Linked DNA regions of Homo sapiens: region 1 is linked to region 2. The links are chromatin contacts, found by Hi-C in ENCODE. All regions are on one chromosome and are shown on one strand. The core of a region is the stretch at or near the end of the contact, and the rest is flanking DNA. Distances in the headings are between cores, read along the strand shown.

Region 1 (6,642 bases), core at 829-3,328, 100 kb after region 2:
GAAAATATATTCTTTTTGATTGTGTGGCTACAGGCAAATGCATTATAACTAACAACACCATCATCAATAATTAGATCATGCATTCATTCATTCAAAAAGGAATTGAGGGGAGTTTTGACAGATGAACTAGATTTAACTCATCAGTGTTGGGGATGGAAAGGAAGTGAATAAAATAGAGAAGGGTTTTTTGAGCATAGAATGAGAGCATTAGCAAATGCACAAAGCAAGAAATGGACTGGTTTCGGTGGGACAAATAATTGGTTGGATATTAATATAAGGTAACATTTGAGACGAGTGGTAATGGGAGAGAAAGGCATAAACCAATTCAAGGTCTTGCCTCTATATCTTGTCCACTTTTGTTCTCCCTTGTTTCCTTTTTTTCTCTCTGCTCCTCTTCCTCCCTTCCTCTCTTCTTCCCTTTCTCTTCTCTCCCTTTGTCATCTTAGGTTTTTTGCATGCTAGGGAAATTCCTTGTGTTTGTTTACAACCTGAATAATTCAATTTTCTGCTACATCCTATCTGCTGTTTACTGTCTCCCACAAAGTATCTAACTATATATTTCTCTCTCTCTCTATATTCAGTTCTTTATATTCTTAGATTTATGGTCTCATGACAGCTTTGGTCTAGTGTTATAGACCCAAATGGCCCCTAGAATATTCTCGAGAATGCAAATCAAGTACTTCCAAATTAATTTCCTTTTTCTAAATTACATTTACTCTCTTTCACAAGAAGTTACCCCTTGAATATTCAGGAAATTGATTACCTCCTTTTTTTGAACTAAAGAATAGTTTTCTTTGCTATTTCAGCATTGCAGAAGCAGAGCTGTTCTCTCAGTATTAGTTTTATTTAATAAGTCACATTGGATTATGCTGGAGTTTGATATAGATCTCTCCTCAAATATTTTATAGGAGGATCTCTAAGATCAGAATAAAAGAAGCAAAAGGAAACCCTAGTAGTACAATTTTAGCAGTTTACATGTGGCGTTTGCAGTTTACAGTTTCCTTGGAGAAGTAGTGTAGTGGAACAGGTCTATACCCATAGCAAGAGATGTTGTTATTTTATTTCAGTATCACTAATATGATGCTCCCCATTATGGCTAATTCTCATGTGTGTGTGTGATTAAGAGCAAACTTTGAGAAGTTCTCATATGCAGGTTTACTAAGGAGGAAGGTAATCAAACTCATGCTTATCCAAAAGATTCTTACGTGGTTTTGACCTTGAGTTCTTGTTTCTCTGGGATAGGGGATTTCTCCAGTGTTTACTGGTGCCTCTGTCCGATCTCTGGCTATCAGAGAGTTCTAAATATTTTACTTTGGCATATTCCATTCCTGTTTCTCAGAACTGCTAAAATTTTTGCAGTTTGAATATTTTTATGAGACTTTCTAAAGGGTAAATAACACAATTTTTGACTCTATGACATATCAGTAAGTTTTTTAATTCCATAGAATCTTTAAATGCCTTATGCAAATGAAAAAGTAAAAGGTATTCAATCCAATACCCTCACTTTATAAACAGGGATAATGAGTCCAAAATAGATGATTTCCTATAATTTACACAAGTAAATAGTGGGTAGAAAAGCTCAGAGAAGACTCCAGGTCTCCTGATGTCCTATGCATATGTATTTTCACCACACCATGCTGTAGCATGATGAGTTTTTTCCTCAAATTTAAAAACAGAAATGACTAAATGACTAGAATAAATAAATAAAACATGAGCAGTGGACAGTTTTACTGGAGCCCAAGGGCTCTAAAGAGGAAAGAGCCAGCCTCAGACCTCTGTTTCCTTGAACTAATTTGTTTTTGAAAATGGTCCACCCTAATCATAGTAATCCTCATCACACATAATAAAATCACATTTTATGTGGTGTTTCAGGCCAAATGAATCCCCCAAAAATGCTTTTCAGAGCTAATACCAAAGTCCCTCAATCAGATGATGCCGTTACGAAATTAAATAATTAAACTACAGAACTAAAATATAAAAGGGTAAGAGGGAACGTGGAAAATGATCATTCTGAAACAAGATCAAGAGTCAATGAGGCAGAGAAACATGAGTCAGATCCAGATGGCAGCCACCCACTAATCCTCAGCACACTCGTGCCTGCCTGTCATCTCTTGGTAGCCGTGGGTGTTACAGCTCCAGTTTGCCACAGCCACAAGCTGGTGTACACATTCCTTAAGACAGAAAGAGATAAAGTGTTATAATGTCTTATTGATAGAGATGTGATTTCCAAGAAATGCAAAGAAAATTGCTTTTAAAAAATTTAATTTGCTGATTTTTCTCTCCATTGTTGGGAGAACCCAAATATTGACTTCTTAAATTTTGTTTGTAGTGGAGACAAATGTTCATTCCAAGTAGCATCCTAGTAGTAGTCTTTTTCTCATTAGGGTTGCAGTGAAGGCTGAAATGAGTTCATTGAGTAATTAGTCATAAGGTCCATAGTAATTCTGTCTGTTAAAGCAGAAGTATAAGAGTGTATATTGGAGGGCAATTGTTAAAAGGCTTTTGATTTTCCATGGACTTTTATACACGATCTATTCCTTATTTCTTTTTTCTTTCTTTTTTTTTTTTTTTGTCTCAAGAGGGCAAACAGCTTAAAAATGGAGTCTTAAAATCATTTCCTGAATTTGAATGTTGGCCTGCCTGGCTAGGTTGGGGAAGTTCTCCTGGATAACATCCTGCAGAGTGTTTTCCAACTTGGTTCCATTCTCCCCGTCACTTTCAGGTACACAAATCAAACGTAGATTTGGTCTTTTCACATAGTCCCATATTTCTTGGAGGCTTTGTTCATTTCTTTTACTCCTTTTTCTCTAACCTTGAAAATGGCCATACTGCCCAAGGTAATTTATAGATTCAATGCCATCCTCATCAAGCTACCAATGACTTTCTTCACAGAATTGGAAAAAACTACTTTAAAGTTCATATGGAACCAAAAAAGAGCCCGCATTGCCAAGACAATCCTAAGCCAAAAGAACAGAACTGGAGGCATCAAGCTACCTGACTTGAAACTATACTACAAGGCTACAGCCAAAATTGACAAATGGGATCTAATTAAAGAGCTTCTGCACAGCAAAAGAAACTACCATCAGAGTGAACAGGCAACCTACAGAATGGGAGAAAATGTTTGCAGTCTACTCATCTGAAAGGGCTAATATCCACCATCACAAAGAACTCAAACAAATTTACAAGAAAAAAACAACCCCATCAAAAAGTGGGCGAAGGATATGAACAGACACTTCTCAAAAGAAGACATTTATGCAGCCAACAGACACATGAAAAAATGCTCATCATCACTGGCCATCAGAGAAATACAAATCAAAACCACAATGAGATACCATCTCACACCAGTTAGAATGGCGATCATTAAAAAGTCAGGGAACAACAGGTGCTGGAGAGGATGTGGCAAAATAAGAACACTCTTACACTGTTGGTGGCACTGTAAACTAGTTCAACCATTGTGGAAGATAGTGTGGTGATTCCTCAAGGATCTAGAACTAGAAATACCATTTGACCCAGCCATCCCATTACTGGATATATACCCAAAGGATTATAAATCATGCTGCTATAAAGACACATGCACACGTATGTTTATTGCGGCACTATTCACAATAGCAAAGACTTGGAACCAACCCAAATGTCCATCAATGATAGACTGGATTAAGAAAACGTGGGACATATATACCACGGAATACTATGCAGCCATAAAAAAGGATGACTTCATGTCCTTTGTAAGGACATGGATGAAGCTGGAAACCATCATTCTCAGCAAACTATCTCAAGGACAAAAAACCAAACACTGCATGTTCCCGCTCATAGGTGGGAATTGAACAATGAGAACACTTGGACACACGAAGGGGAACATCACACACTGGGGCCTGTCGTGGGGTGGGGGGCTGGGGGAGGGATAGCATTAGGAGATATACCTAATGTAAATGACGAGTTAATGGGTGCAGCACACCAACATGGCACATGTATACATATGTAACTAACCTGCACGTTGTGCACATGTACCCTGGAACTTAGAGTATAATTTAAAAAAATCGTTTCCAGTTTCTTAAAAAGGGGATTCTAAAATAAAAATTTTTTTTCTCTCTCAAGTTCAGCTTTTGTTTTTGAAAATTACCTTTTAAGTAGTTCCTATAGGGTGGGATTTCATCACTAGATCTGGTTTATGGGTGTCCAAAACTTGAACAATTGAATTCATTCAAATCTTTGGGAGAAGGTGTATTTGCTGTCCCCCAAAATGGGTTTGAAAATATCACGCGTTCTGTTCTTACTTTTAAGTGAGAGCTGAATGATGAGAACACATGGACACATTGCGGGGAACAACAGGCGCTGGGACTTGCAGGGGGCGGGGCATGGGGAGGGAGGGTATCAGGATAAATAGCTAATGTATGCTGGACTTAATACCTAGGTGATGGGTTGATCTGTGCAGCACAGGTTTACCTGTGTAACAAACCTGCATATCTTGCACATGTATCCCGGAACTTAAAATAAAAGTTGAAGAAATCAAAAAGAGAAAATGTTATGCATTCCAACACAAGTCTCTGGACCTCACGTCCTGATCAGTAAACGTGAACAATGGAGAAATCAATGTCAGTGTAAAGATTGTTTGTTCTTTTGTGCTATGGATGCTCCAGGCCTTTCAAGCCACCATTTCAAGTGTAGTGTTAAACGTGAGGGCAAACCTGCTGCAGGCCTGTCAAAATGCTTGCTATGGGAGTGCTGTTTTATTCTCGAGAGCCAGGCTGACACGGAGCCCTCTGGCTGCCACAAAGGCCTCTTGTTGGTAAATCTCACAGAGGGTATCATTACTTTCAAGAATTTGATCCATCGATATCAATAAAAATGGAGCATCAGTTAGCAACCCCAAATGTGTCAGCTCTTTTTATGTACATTCTCTTATTTAATTTTCACATCACTGTGAAGTTGGCTTTTATGCTGCTGTTTTACAAATGAGGAAACAGAGCCTGAGAGAAATTTGGTAACATGCACAAGGTCATACCAGAAATGAAGTTCAAGACAAAATGTGACTCTAAATTCCACACTCTCTTCATTATACAACACACACTGGTTTTTCAAGTCATCCAGCCCCAGGCTATGCTTATTTCCATTAATAATTTGAGGACATTAGTCTATTATTTATACTAACGTTATAGCAAACAAAGTTAAAGCATTTGTAACTGCTTCTTCGTTTTTGTGTTTAAGCAAAAACATCCAAACTATGCTGCAAACGCACACATTGGAATGAAAACCAACACACACCCCCATCCACAAATCAGTTAACAAGATTGTACATAGTATCAGCAATTAAAAAAGGATATGGGAGAAGGAAAGACATTGCTTTACATTGTTACAGGCTGATTTCTTTACGAGGTTTTTTAAAGCGGAAGATCCCTGCTTCCTTTTTCAAATGAATTCTAATGAAATTCCAAAATACAACACAGATAAGAGCCGCCTTGTTGGAAGCTATAGTTAAAACTTCAGAGTTCTGACTTGAAACTTCTCTGCCTCATCACCTTCTCTGGGATTCCAGGACTTGAAAGAAGATGTATTGAAAGCCCCTCAAACTATTGAAAATAACATTAGGTCAGAAGCCATGGATTTGGGTTCAAGAGTGGGCTCCCTCTCTTTCATTGACCCTAAGCAACTTTCTTAATGCTGCTGAGCCTCAATTTTTACACCTTAAAAACAGGTATAATAGTGCTTGTCCTATGGAGCTGTGGTGAGATTGAAGTGGTATGATGCATATCAGGGCCCAGAACAATGGATTGAATTTAACAAGTTTTAATAATGAATACTATCCTTCATCCCTCAAGAGGCCTTCTCTAAACTGTCCAGATGATATACAGGTCACATGTGACTATGACTTTCACTGCTCAACCAATGCACTATCCCAAGGTGTAGCAAATCCTGTCCTTTGGTTGGCAAATATAGCTATCTGTATTGACATTTGAAGTCAACATCTTCCCTAAGGCTTGCTCAAAACGCTGCTTCCTTTTACGTTGCTTTATTTCCCTGCAACCTCAGGCATTCAGGGTTGGAAATTAAGCAAAGCATCATCCACATGCATTTCTTCAAGGCATTTCTAATAGATACAGTACAGAAAGGCCCAGATTAGGAAAAGATACAAGTACTTCTAAGATAATTTAAAGTTTTTTCGTCTCTCAAATGATACCAATGCTTAATAGTAGCTACTGAATTAGCTTGGGCACATGGCATGAATGTGTACACAGTTATCATATTGTTTCTGTGAATCTTCTGTGAAACTGAGGAAGTTACATTTCCTGATTCAGAGGTTGTAATTAAAATACTGTATGGTTGACAAAAAGGGGAAATTTTAGTAACTGATCTGTTGGCCCCCCACACTATGGAGCTGATCCTGTCAGTTCTTGTTAATGATCATGCTTTCTTTAGTACTGAGTAATGTGTTAGGAATAAAAAGTTTCCCCCAGCTCTTAGATGTGAAAAAATGAGTTTGAAATCATCTTCTTTATTTCTGTAAAGATTTTAATGGAGCTATAGAAAACATAAAAAAAAAGACTGTTGATAATCTTGTCCAAATTCATATTAGACTTTGCTCATCTATCTACAGACTTGGCAGACGTAACTAATATAGATTTTAACAAATTCTATTCAGGCTAT
Region 2 (6,715 bases), core at 2,137-4,636:
CTTCTTTCTCTGTGTTATTCATAAGATATGAGAGTCTTGAGTCTGAGATGATGGGATAAGAGGGCAGGTGTGCGGCAAAGGATTAATCTTGCCTAAAGGAAGATTTGTTCCTCGTCTAGCCCTGGGAGCTAATCTCTAAATCCTTGGAATGTCCTGCCTCGTGAGTGTCTTTGTTTACCTGGGGGCCCTGGGCAACACAGTATAAGCTTGACCTCTGGCAGGGATAGAGACTAAGGCCATTCATGTCTACATGACCAACTCCCAATAAAACCCTGGACACCAAGGCTTAAGTGAGCTTCCATGGTTGACAATACCCTGTGTGTGTTGCACACATTGTTGCTGGGAGTGTTGGCTGCATAACTCTATAGGGGAAGGAAAACTGGAAGCTCACGTATGGTCTCTCCTGGACTCTGCTCTATGTGCCTCTCTCTTTTTGCTTATGTGGATCTGTATCATTTCACTGTAATAAACTATAACTGTGAGTCCTAGCAAATCACTAAACCAGAAGGTGGTCTGGGGGATGCCTGAATTGCAACAGGAATCTCTGGATTACATGAAATGTGTCTTTCTTTAAAGCCAGAGGACTAAGATCTCTCTGAATTTCTGCTTGAACCTCCTCTCTGGCTTCCCTAAACCCTTTCTTCAGAAGATATTATGTAAAATGTGTAGGAAGTCCTCTCTCAGCTTCACAAAGAAGCCTCCTCCCCCATGGCCTGCCCTAGGCACTGACCAACCCCTCTTGCCTGCCCCGTGTGGTTTAATGAGTACTCACTTCAGTCTACTCTGGGTAGGATATTGTATTGCCCAAGCAGACTCCACACTCACCTGCCTTTCAGGAGAGTCCCTGCTAAAATCCAGATGTTAACTGGGGAAGAGCATAATTCCCTGCTGTCACCCATTTATACTTCAGCCTAAAGTAATCAGTTCACTAACAGAATGGGCTGTCATTAAGATAGAATTCAGGAGAGGGGAGTTCGGGTGTGGGTACTTCTGGGGCTTTCCCTAACTATGAGAGTGAAGAGGGTTCTGCTAGGCAGGGAAACAGGGTTGCTGGGGTCTCCACAGGGCTCTGTTGAGGCATAAGGGAGGAGCGTGCTGAAGGAGCGGCGGAGGGCTGACAATAAGCTGGCCTACATCCTAGTTTTGTTAGAAAAATTAGAGGGTGAAAACTAGCACTTTGTTCCTTCTCTGGCATCCACATGTATCCACATGGCCAAGTGGGCAGTAACTTTCCAGAGGATGAAGGGGAGAGCAGCCAAGCTGGGCATGGGAGGCAGATGTGTCACCTGAAAGAGAGGGAGCCCATTCCTTATCTCACAAGGGGTTTACTGGAAACCAGGTTCCTGGCACTGCGGTGGGGGGAAAGTCATCATTAAGTAGAAGAGAGCAATCCTTTACATATAGGATTTTAATCTCACTTCTGCCCTATGCAATTCCAGGCAGCTTAACCGAGACACTCTTCAAAATGGAGAAAATTTTGCTCCAATTCTAATATCAGGGAGTGTGACCACAAAACCTTTAGTTCTCTCCTCTGAGGTCATTTTTATGACTTCTCACTACTTTTTATCTTTGAACTATTTTTTAGGTCTATGTTGGGAAAATGGTTTTGTTTCTTTCTTCCCCCATCTCTTTTCTTTATCCTCCAGTTGACAACCATGAAATGATCTCCCCTTAAGACAATCACATGAGACAGTTCTGTCTTCCCTTCACCCTGGGCCTTAGAGGATTAGAGAGCACATGCCCTAAAAAGCGTCACCCTCCCATAGAAATCCATAGAGAACCTCTATTTCTACCCTCCTGGCAGCAGATGTAGAGAAATTGGGGTAGGGGTAGACGGCGTCAACCCCACCCCGCAAGCTTCATAAATGTGAGCGCTTATAGTCAGTTCCCAAGATGGGAGGCCTTCATATTTAAAGCCATTAAGTGGAAATTTCTTGAGGGCAGGACTACATGAATTTGCCCTTGAATTGAGGGTTTGGCCAGGCCTGACCCCTGACTCGGGACTTCAGAACACTTAGGCCAAGCAGGATCTGGAAATGCAGTTTCTTCAGTCACCCCAATGTGCTTGGTACCTGCCTAATGAATGCTTGTGATGCTCACAGAATCTCCCTAAACTCCGCACGGGGGTGTTGGCTGGCAGCCCACTCCCCCAGTCACTGAGACTCTTCTATAATACCTGACCGTGCTCTCAGTCAGAATCTCCACTGAGCTCAGCGCTCCAATTTCATGCAATAAAGCGAGCTTTCAACACAGTAAAGTTGTGCTTTGACCTTGCTGGGCACTCGTTTATTGGGTCAAATATTGTCAGAGTTGTTGAACACGCAGGCAATGTAATCAATATAGTCGAAATTGGAGATTTCCAAACTTTAATCCTCTGGTCATTTTGTTAACCAGCTCTAAATCCCCCGAGGATCTGGTTTAAATGCAGTTTCGGACACAGTAGTTCTGGGGAGAGGCGTAACAAGCTTCCAGGTGACGCCCTAGCACCATACTTTGAGAAGTCAGCATTGAAGGGTGTTGATATGGGGAGGAGGAGAAGCTAGTCGCTAAGACTCTGCTCACACATCCCTAGCAGAAAACATAGAAAGTGATCATGGATTCTACATTGGTCTGAAGGAAACTTGTCCCGGGCATCTGCTGTCCCTGAGGCTGAGGACATGGCTCTCAGACCTCCATTACTTTGAAGTGTTTGCTGCAGCAAGAGGCAGGATGGTGCAATGGGTAGTGCTTGTGTTCTGGTGCCAGCTTGCCTGTTTGAGGCCTGGCATGCAATTCTAAGCTCTGTGTTCTTGTGGCTTAACATTTCAGTGCCTTAGTTTTCTTATTTGTAAAACAGGGATAGGGTAGTCATAATAGTACCCACCTCTATTAGGTTACTGTAAAAATTAAAAGATTACGTAAGGGACGTGGTCCATAAAAAATGTCCAGAATACTTATTTTCCTTTTCAGCCAGAGCTCCTGTTTCTAAGCCTGGGACCTCAGGGGGCCCTGGGTTTCTATGCCCTGAACTGCCACAGTTGTGCAAGCACTCTTGGGTCTCCTGTTACCCGGGAGCCGGCAACAGACCAAAATAAAGAGGTGGGGTGGGGTAGCGGGGCGGGCTGAGCGAGCCTCTAGAGGGAGTCTGACCAGGTCAGCTGGGAATGCCTGTCAGCCATCCAGGGTGGCTTCTCCTTTGCTCTGCTCCTGCATGGGCCTGGAGGTGGGTGAGTGACTCATGCTGGTGCCCTCCCCACCCCTGCACCCAAATGCTCAGCCCTCCCCACAGCAGGGGCTCACCTAATCCCCACAGTGGGAGTCGGTGGGTATTCACGCCTGTGCCGAGGTCTAGGGTTGCACCGCGCTGACTTCACACTCAGCAGCATGTGCAGCTGAGGCCTCCGGGCAGTCGTCTCCTGCGAGGCGGGCAGCGAGGTCAGCTTGGCAGCCGCTGCCTCTCCAGCCTGGATCTGGCCGCAGGCAGCGGTTCCCTAGGACCCGAGAAAAGGATGGCCGAACAAGAAGCTAGTGGGCTACAGGTCCTGCTGCACACGCTTCAGGTAGGAAAGGGTAGAGTGGGTGCAGAACCCGGCGGGCTGGGTGTTTGCCTGGGCTGGCCTGCCTGGGAGCTATGCACACAGTCCCCTCTGGCAGTCACTGGCCCAGTTTGTTAACAGCAAGAGAACAGGAGTCGGCTCTCACCTTGAAGCTGACCTAAGTGATGCTATGGAATTCAAATATTAAACACGACGATGTTGATGATTGTTCTGCTTAAATTATTGATCCTCGTGGGATCAGAGGCTCTGGGTAAAAGATCCGAGTTTTCTAGAAATGGGAAAGGTGGAGAAAAAGCCTGTTTGGCAAATGAAGGGGACCTGTTGAGGCTCCTCCTGAATAAGGCTGGAGACCTGCTGAGAGCATGCAGAGCTGTCTGGGAGGACAGGGTAGGTGAGGAGAGGACCCTTCTGGGTATCTCCTGCTAAATGGCTATCTTACTGGGCTCCCACATTGTAGTTACATCAGAATGGCCTGGGATGCCGACTATCAGTGCATTTTCCCAGGCAGGATCTGACTAGAAGGTGTTTGAATCATGTAGGGCAGTAGCCTGGGAAACTGCCTTCTCCCTGGGGGATGCTATTCATTCCTAATTTTGAGAATTCTTGTTCTACAGCAGTGGTTTGCAAACTTGTCTGCACATTAGAATCACCTGGAGAGGGTCAAAAAATACTCATGCTTGGGACCCACCCCCAAAGACATGGATTTAACTGATCTAGGGATCAATCCGAGCGTTAGAGTTTGAAAACTCCCCCGGGGTCTCCATGTAGATTTAAGGCTGAGAACCACTACTCTCTATGCTTGTAGTTAGCTGGATTCAGAGGATGCCAGTGTTCAAAAAGGCCCAAGGGGTCTTCTACCCCAGGAGTTTAAGCTGGAAGTTCCTGGAAGGGGTCACAAGATGATGGGCTTGTGGGGGCGGGGGGGGGTCCATGACCCCATTCCCCTGTTTAGAATATAAACATTTTGTACGTATTTTCCTTTTTCCCTGTTGGGAAAAATGTTCTTAATTTTCCTCTGATTGTTTTTGTTTTTATTTTGTTGAGACAGCGTCTCACTCTGTCGCCCAGGCTGGAGTGCAATGGTGTGATCTCGACTCACTACAACTTTTGCCTCCCAGGTTCAAGCAATTCTCCTGCCTCTGCCTCCCAAGTAGGTGGGATTATAGGCTCCTGCCACCATGCCTGGCTAATTTTTTGTATTTTTAGTAGAGATGGGGTTTCACCATGTCGGCCAGACTGGTCTCAAACTCCTGACCTCAGGTAATCCACCTCGGCCTCCCAAAATGCTGGGATTACAGGCGTGAGCCACTGTACCTGGCCATTTTTCTCTGATTCTTAAGAAGATTTGTATTCCTGAAAGTTTAAGAACCAATAAGTGCAACCTTCAGGTGTGCAGATAAGGAAACGGAATCTCAGAAGTGAAATAGGCTCCTTGATGTCAAATGGCTACATAGTAGGAGAACTGGGCCTTCAATATTCAGTTGACTTGGCGTCCTTTGACTCATTCTATCTGATTCATGCAAGGTGAGAATGTATCTGACCAGGGGTACTGGAGGCAGGAGTGGACCTCAAAAGAAATTTGCAAAATAAATCCAAGGATTTATTTGTATCTGGCTAGATTTATTTGATTTAATAACCAGGTACAATAAGCTGACATTCTGAGACCTCTTCTAATTTCTGAATAGTTGCATGGAGATCTTGATTAACTGATTCAAACAACTGAAAATATCTCATGGACAGAATTTTCCTTGCACTAGCTGTCTAGGAAAGAGGGAAAGTAATAAGTTGGTAATAGGGGTTCAGTAAAAATGAATGTCCTGTAGTCGGCCTCAAAGTCACTTCAGGTTGAACTCAATTGCCTGCATTCCCACCAGTGAGAATTGATAATTGATGTTTAGCATGATCACCCCGGGGCACTGCTAGATTCCCAATTATCAAAGAAAGATTTAATTATGTTCACTAGACTCTACTTAGTTCCCAATTAAGCAGAACATTATGATAACAGGAGCACGCTTCCTGTTTACTCCTCAGTTGATCAGAGTTTGGTTTAGAATTGACCTGGGTTCCTGGCCTGGCCTGCACCAAGTGCTTCCCTAAGCCCTGTTTCTGTCTCTACGGTAGAAGTCAGAACTCTGAAACGCTTTTTAAAAAAGAGAACCCAGAACATATATTCTGTGGAATAATCTTTCATGATGGATTTGATGTCCTGTCCCCATCCCTGCTCCCCATGGACTTAAACTAGGTGAGCTCACATTGTTTCTGAGAAAGGGTTAGCTGAACCTGTCTCAGTTGGGGATCCCAAAGATCTTACCAATTCAAACCAGTCTGTCTCTTCTTGTGCACAAGGTGACAGACAGAAGGCTTTGAATTGCTTCTCAAACCTTTGGGGAAAGCAGTGAATAAGTTTGAACCAAATGTGAGCTTAGGTCTCAGTTCCCATGTCTTTTAGGAGTGCCCCAAAAGGTTGCCAAGGGAAGGAAGAAAGAGATTGGAGGGACAGAAAAGGCAAACACAAGCATAACAGAATATCCCTGTGCTATGTTTGTGGATGTCCTCCTACTTAAGCATATCACCATTTCTGACTCTTTAGGGGCATAAAATAAACCGGGCCACTAAGAAACATCAGTTTTCTGTGTGTTAACTTTTTCCTGCACACATGAGGAAGGGGTAAGTGGTTTTCCCTACCACAACTTGAAAACAGCTTCTTTATCTCTGTCCCGAAGGTCTGAGAATCAGATTTCTACCCAGACATGTTCCAACTTCCTGGCCTTTACAGCGTGGGTGTGAGGCAGAAAATCAGACTGACTGATGTGGGTCTGGGTGAAGCAGGAGGCAGGCAGCCCACAGCACAGGTGCGAGAGGCAGAAAGGACTGGATCCAGCCCCTTGTCTGGCACTTACTCGGCTGTTTATCCTTATGAAAGTCCCTCGACCTCTCTGAGCCTCCATTTATGTAATCTGTAAAACAAGGGCCTTAAAAATACGTTCCTTAGCATTTCTGTGAGGATTAAGAGAATACATCTGAAAAGCGCTTGTAAACTCTAAATGGCTGTTTGAATGACTGTGGTTTTATGATTTCCCTCGTTGAGTATGCAGTGGAGAGGCTGGGAACACTTGCCTACACTTTTTGTCAACCTGCCTGGCTTTTTTCCTGGGTGGACTCCAATATACTTGGAAAAA

Evidence for each region. A loop is a pair of places that touch in the nucleus more often than their neighbours do. Pooled maps may share reads with other maps.
Region 1: a map of gastrocnemius medialis shows a loop between it and region 2 (2.8-fold over the local background). The contact joins the enhancer-like site here to the promoter of AGBL1 in region 2. A Hi-C loop is called at or near these places in 1 of 168 maps with a recorded cell type or tissue (gastrocnemius medialis) and 1 of 50 pooled maps.

Annotation. Positions count from the first base shown.
Region 1 is chr15:86,181,878-86,188,519 of GRCh38, forward strand. The region is part of intron 5 of AGBL1 (AGBL carboxypeptidase 1); the gene reads left to right. Among named protein-coding and RNA genes, the nearest start is that of LINC01584, 68 kb to the left of the region's middle. Within about 2 kb of position 2,079, at least 2 of the 41 ENCODE cell types and tissues checked have a DNase peak (open chromatin) inside an H3K27ac peak, as active enhancers do; they include gastrocnemius medialis, where a contact is called at or near this core.
Region 2 is chr15:86,076,485-86,083,199 of GRCh38, forward strand. AGBL1 (AGBL carboxypeptidase 1) reads left to right here and starts at 3,387. Exons shown (of 23, transcript NM_001386094.1): 1 at 3,387-3,539. The coding sequence starts at 3,489.